Regions from separate parts of the Homo sapiens genome. Here region 2 is linked to region 1. Evidence: read pairs that join two places in POLR2A ChIA-PET (ENCODE). Cell type or tissue: A673. All regions are shown on one strand. Links, peaks and the distances in the headings refer to the core of each region. The heading gives the core; the rest is flanking DNA.

Region 1 (2,909 bases), core at 227-2,726:
TCCCCTAACATGGTTTATGTCCTAACTTTTGGTTCCTGAAAATGTGAACTTAATTTGGAAATAGAATATTTGCAGATGTAATCAAGTTAAGATGATACTGGATAAAGGTCATCATGAGTTAGAGTAGGCCCAACATCCAATGACAGGTGTCCCTATAAGGCCATGTGAGATGATAGAGACGGAGACTGGAGGGATGTGTACCAGGTCAGGAACACCACGGATTGGCTGTCACTCACCAGAGTCTAGGAGGAGGCAAGGAGGGGTCCATATTCCGAGCCTTCGGAGACAGCATGGCCCTGCAGATGCCTTGATTTCTGACTCTGTTGTTTCAGGCCACTCAGTTTATGGCAATCATGACAGCAGCCCTGGGAAACACAACAGAGGCTTGTTTCCTCTGACACCCACTGACTTGACTGACAGTCTTAGGAAACTTGCTGCCATCCTACTTTTCTGCTTGTTTTATAATGATTGTTACCAGACTGTTCACATTAAATGTCTTGTAAAGCTGAAACCCTGCACTGAGACTTGAAGCTTGTCACCTTCAGCTTTACCCACCAACACTTTTTTTTTTTTGAGATGGAGTCTAGCTCTGTCGCCCAGGTTGGAATGCAGTGGTGCGATCTAGGCTCACTGCAACCTCCACCTCCCGGGTTCACACCATTCTCCTGCCTCAGCCTCCCAAGTAGCTGGGACTACAGGTGCCTGCCACCACGCCCGGCTAATTTTTTGTATTTTTAGTAGAGACGGGGTTTCACCATGCTGGCCAGGCTGGTCTCAAACTCCTGACCTTGTGATCCGTCCACCTCAGCCTCCCAAAGTGCTGGGATTACAGGCGTGAGCCACCGTGCCTGGCCCACTTTTTCCTTTTTTTGAAACGAGGTCTTGCCACATTGCCCAGGCAATCTTGAACTCCTAGGCCCACGTGATTTTCCCAAGTAGCTGGGATTACAGGCACACACCCCATGACCTGCTTTTCCCCTGCCTTTTAGTTCCCACACCTCACTGGTTAAAATTGACAATGTCCTCCAACTCCGATCCATCAGCTCTTTTGAATTCTGGTTGCCTTTTGTTGAGTTGTCTCATGGAATATCGAGATAATTGCCAACAGATCTCAGTGCCTTTCTTTCTTTCCCTCTGAGTTAATTCAACTTGGCATTTACTGGGTATCAAATCAGACAGCAGCCTCACTCAAGCGTGAGCAAGTGGGGCTTATTCTGGATGACCTGGAAACCCCACGGGTGCAATCGGAAGATGAAATAAGTGAGACTGACAGTAATGCAACGAGGCGGGCGGCACCTCCCGGGGAGAGGAGCAAAATGCCTCCCTGGTGAGTCCCCCCTCCCACCAACAAGACAGCGTAGCAGCCGAGGGAATTGCCCTCTGAAGATCTGCTGAAAAATCAACTGACAAAATTCAGATGAATAGGAGAAAAGGCATACAGATTTGTTCGATCGTAGTTCTAATGACTCATAGTTCTAAATGACTCAGAGGCCTTCAGAATGAAGGCCCAGAGACACAGGGAAAACTGTCTATTTTTTTTTTTTTTTTTTTGAGATGGAGTCTCGCTCTGTCACCCAGGCTGGATTGCAATGGCACAATCTCAGCTCACTGCAACCTCTACCTCCTGGGTTCAAGCGATTCTCCTGCCTCAGCCTCCTGAGTAGCTGGGACTACAGGCACATGCCACCACACCCAGCTAATTTTTGTATTTTTAGTAGAGATGGGGGTCTCACCATGTTGGTCAGACTGGTCTTGAACTCCTGACCTGGTGATCGGCCCACCTCAGCCTCCCAAAGTGCTGGGATTACAGGCGAGAGCCACCGCACCCAGCGGAAAACTGTCTATTTTTATGCTGAGGTTCAACAAAGTGTAGATAGCAACGCAGAGAAATGATTGGGGAAAAGGGCATGATCTAAGGCTAACAGGCTGAGTGGGGAAAGCCAGCAGGGCATCTGCTTAGATTCTTCCTGGCTTTCCTGTGCAGCATGTCTTCTGGCTATGGGGCAGCCCCTCTACGGAATGGTGGGGGGGGTTCTTATGACCTACCATCAAAAAAGGTAGGTCAGATTATTTATTTATGGTCAGTTTTTATACAGAAGGTTGGGGGAAGTTAGATTAATATTTTTAGGTATAATGGCTGGCTTTAGGGAAAAGGGGGTTCTGGTTTCACTTTGGAGAAGAATTCTAGTTTCTATTGTTGGCCTCGGGAAAATGAGAGGCCAGAGACAGGAAGGCAGGAGAAGGTCAGAAAATTTGCTTCTGAGGCTGCTACTGAGGTTTTCATTTTGGGGTATCATCTTAACCCCAAGAACAAGAAGCTTCATTCCCTACAGAGGTGTTCACAGCCAGGAGGGGCAGCCTACAGGTGACTAGGGCACAGTGCATTTGGAGAAGAACTAGCAGGACAATCAGCAGGTCCACATTAGCTCTGGACTTCCCTGCCCTGTCATCAGCCAGGGGTGGCTCCAAGGGGGCATCTTTTAGGTTTTGTTTCAGGCTTATTGGGGATTCCCCAGCTTAAAAGAAAGAGGGAAGGGCATCCAGGAGACCTACACAAAGGTGGGGCCTGTTTTTTTTTTTTTTTTTTGAGACAGAGCCTCACTCTGTCGCCCAGGCTGGAGTGGAGTGGTGCGATCAGCTCATTGCAACCTCTGCCTCCCGGGTGCAAGCAACTCTCATTCCTCAGCCTCCCAAGTAGCTGGAATTACAGGCATGCACCACCATGCCCGGCTAATTTTTGTAATTTTAGTAGAGATGGGGTTTTGCCGTGTTGGCCAGGCTGGTCTCAGAAACTCCTGGCCTCAAGCAATCTGCCCACCTTGACCTCCCAAAGTGCTGAGATGACAGGCGCCAGCCACCGCGCCTGGCCAAGCCTCCTGAAAACACTATTTGGAGGGAACTGTGTGACA
Region 2 (2,909 bases), core at 281-2,780, 210 kb before region 1:
ATGAGAGGGAGGGTGGGCATTGAGTACTTCCCCCAGCAGGATGGGGTGGGAGGATTCAGGAGATGAGAGGGAGGGTGGACATTGAGTACTTCCCCGAGCAGGATGGGGTGGGAGGATTCAGGAGATGAGAGGGAGGGTGGACATTGAGTACTTCCCCGAGCAGGATGGGGTGGGAGGATTCAGGAGATGAGAGGGAGGGTGGACATTGAGTACTTCCCCCAGCAGGATGGGGTGGGAGGATTCAGGAGATGAGAGGGAGGGTGGACATTGAGTACTTCCCCGAGCAGGATGGGGTGGGAGGATTCAGGAGATGAGAGGGAGGGTGGACATTGAGTACTTCCCCCAGCAGGATGGGGTGGGAGGATTCAGGAGATGAGAGGGAGGGTGGACATTGAGTACTTCCCCGAGCAGGATGGGGTGGGAGGATTCAGGAGATGAGAGGGAGGGTGGACATTGAGTACTTCCCCCAGCAGGATGGGGTGGGAGGATTCAGGAGATGAGAGGGAGGGTGGACATTGAGTACTTCCCCGAGCAGGATGGGGTGGGAGGATTCAGGAGATGGGATGGTCTGACTTGACCCTTGAGTCAGCCATGTCCGTGCTCGTCAGTACTGCTACTCGTTTGTCACCTTGAAAATACTTGTTCACTTATTTTAACTTCAGTTTTTCGCTGATTGAAAAATACATTTTATCAGTACAGCTTGAGAGATAATATTTTCAAAAGGCCAAGAAAGAGGTGTATATCAGAAAAATATTAGATATCTAGTCATATATTTCATTTGTTAAAAATTCTTAAATGGCTTTTTTCTTGCCCAGAGGGAGTGTAGTAAGTTTCACAGGTTTGTTCTTTTCTGGGGGTGGTTTCAACCCGAATTCCAGGGCTTAGCTTTGGGAATGCTACCAGGGAAAAATAGGGACACTGTCTTCCATTATGGCTGCAGAAAAATACGTTTTCACAAGAAAGTATACTCACTAACAGAAGCTCACTAAAGCATCAGTTCCACCTTTGTGCCGAGCGGAGATTCTGTGACAGTGGATGACTCTGTTTCCTGTTACCTGGATGTCCAAGTTTAATGGCAAATCTGTGGGTGGGGACTTGGCATTTTTAGATGTGTTAACATCGAAATAATTTCTTTATGAAATAATATGTTATCATGTAAATAATTACATGACTTGTTTATTGTATGAAAGGAATACTTCTGCTTTCCCTGTTGAGGTATGAAATGTAAGTGCCTTGCAATTTTATTCCCTCCAACATACATAAAAGCAGAGTTTGAGTGATTTTGCTGGACTCTTCAAACACTGAGTATTTTTTCATTTGAAACAAAGTGGGGGCCAAGCGCGGTGGCTCACGCCTGTAATCCCAGCACTTTGGGAGGCCGAGGTGGGCAGATCATGAGGTCAGGAGTTCAAGACCAGCCTGACCAACATGGTGAAACCTATCTCTACTAAAGATACGAAAAATTAGCTGGGCGTGGTGGCGTATGCCTGTAATCCCAGCTACTCGGGAGGCTGAGGCAGGAGAATCGCTTGAACCCAGGAGGTGGAGATTGCAGTGAGCTGAGATTATGCCATTGCACCCCAACCTGGGCGACAATCAAAACAAAACAAACAAACTAAAAAACTCATAATAAGCATGTGAATCCTTCACCAGCAACCAGGTTCTCTCATCAAAATTGACTAGAAGGATGGTGTGACCCATGGAGAGAAGGAAGAACAGTGTGGTGCTGCGGCCCACCTGAGAGCCAGGCGGGGAAGGGGAGCCTCCTCCTCCAGCCCAGGGAGGCAGTGAGTGAGTGCGCTACCCAGCTGGGGAAACTGCTATTTCCATGGAGCTGTGCAACCCACGGATTGGAAGATCCCACTCGCAAACCCACGCCACCGAGGCCTGCCGTCCCAACCCTGGAACGCCCAGATTCTTACAGCCTTTCAGCTGGAATCTACTTAAGCCTACCCAACTCCCAGGGGGAGGGGCAACCAGCACTGGCCGTGGCTGCCTGCTGTCTAAGCCATTTGAGTTCCTTGGGGAGGGGCAGCAGCCAGTACTGGGACTCCAACTGCCTAACGTGCTAAGCTCCCTGGACGGGAGGAGGTTGGCACCCATTTCTATAGCTCCAGGCTGCACTTTTCCCCTGCTTTAGCCAGGGAGGCTGTACAGCTAGGTCCCAAGACCTGTCCCTACAGCCCAATACACCGGCTGTGGCAGTTTGCAGCCAGAGTGCCTCTTCAGGCCTAATCCCTTCTTCATTGGGTGGGGCTTCCCTGGAGGGTCTCCAATAACTCCAGCCAGATGCTCAGGGACAGAATTTGGATCTCCCTAGGCCTGAGCCCCTAGGGGGAGGGGTGGCCGCAGTCTCTGCTGACCAGCAGACTTAGCCTCTCCTCCTGGTAGTTCTGAGGAATCTTGGCAGCCTAGGTGAGTGGGTTTCCCCCCAGTGAAGCACACCCTCTCCACCAAGGGACAAAGTCTTTCATTAAACGGGTCCTTTTCCCTGTGCCACCCAACTGGGTGAGACCCTCCAACAGGGGTTGTCAGACACCCTATTCAGGAGTGATGCTACTGGCATCCGGTTGGTGTCCCTTGAGGTAAGAAGTCCCAGAAGGAGGAGCAGGCACCCATCTTTGCTCTTCTCTAGCCTCCTTGAGTGGCATCTCCAGGCATGGGAGTGAATCAGATGAATACGCCTGAAGTGAACCCCCAGCAAACTGAGGCAGCCCTACAGAAGAGGGACCTGACTACTTAAAGAAAAACAAGCAAGCAGAAACTGACAACAGTGTCAACAACAACAACAAAAAAGGCCCTCAGAAAAACCCCATCCAAGAGCCAGCAGCCTCAAAACTGAAGCTAGACAAACTCACAAAGATGAGAAAGAATCAATGAAAAAATGCTGAAAACCCAAAAGGCCAGAG

What was found. ChIA-PET counts read pairs that join two places held together with the same protein. Peaks named below come from ENCODE experiments on the same cell type or tissue, not always from the same donor. Only the 100,000 strongest peaks of a DNase experiment are listed, where the experiment ranks them.
Region 2: POLR2A ChIA-PET joins it to region 1 with 11 read pairs; 3 of 35 experiments call an interaction of 5 or more read pairs at or near these places.

The regions. Positions count from the first base shown.
Region 1 is chr1:247,341,638-247,344,546 of GRCh38, forward strand. All of the region lies in intron 1 of ZNF496-DT (ZNF496 divergent transcript), which reads left to right. Among named protein-coding and RNA genes, the nearest start is that of ZNF496-DT, 11 kb to the left of the region's middle. In A673, for the core only: no CTCF peak of the experiment used is centred there; a DNase peak (open chromatin) is centred at 1,294; H3K4me3 peaks cover 386 bases; H3K27ac peaks cover 782 bases.
Region 2 is chr1:247,129,464-247,132,372 of GRCh38, forward strand. It overlaps a transcript of ZNF124 not described here. Among named protein-coding and RNA genes, the nearest start is that of LINC02897, 19 kb to the left of the region's middle. In A673, for the core only: no CTCF peak of the experiment used is centred there; no DNase peak of the experiment used is centred there.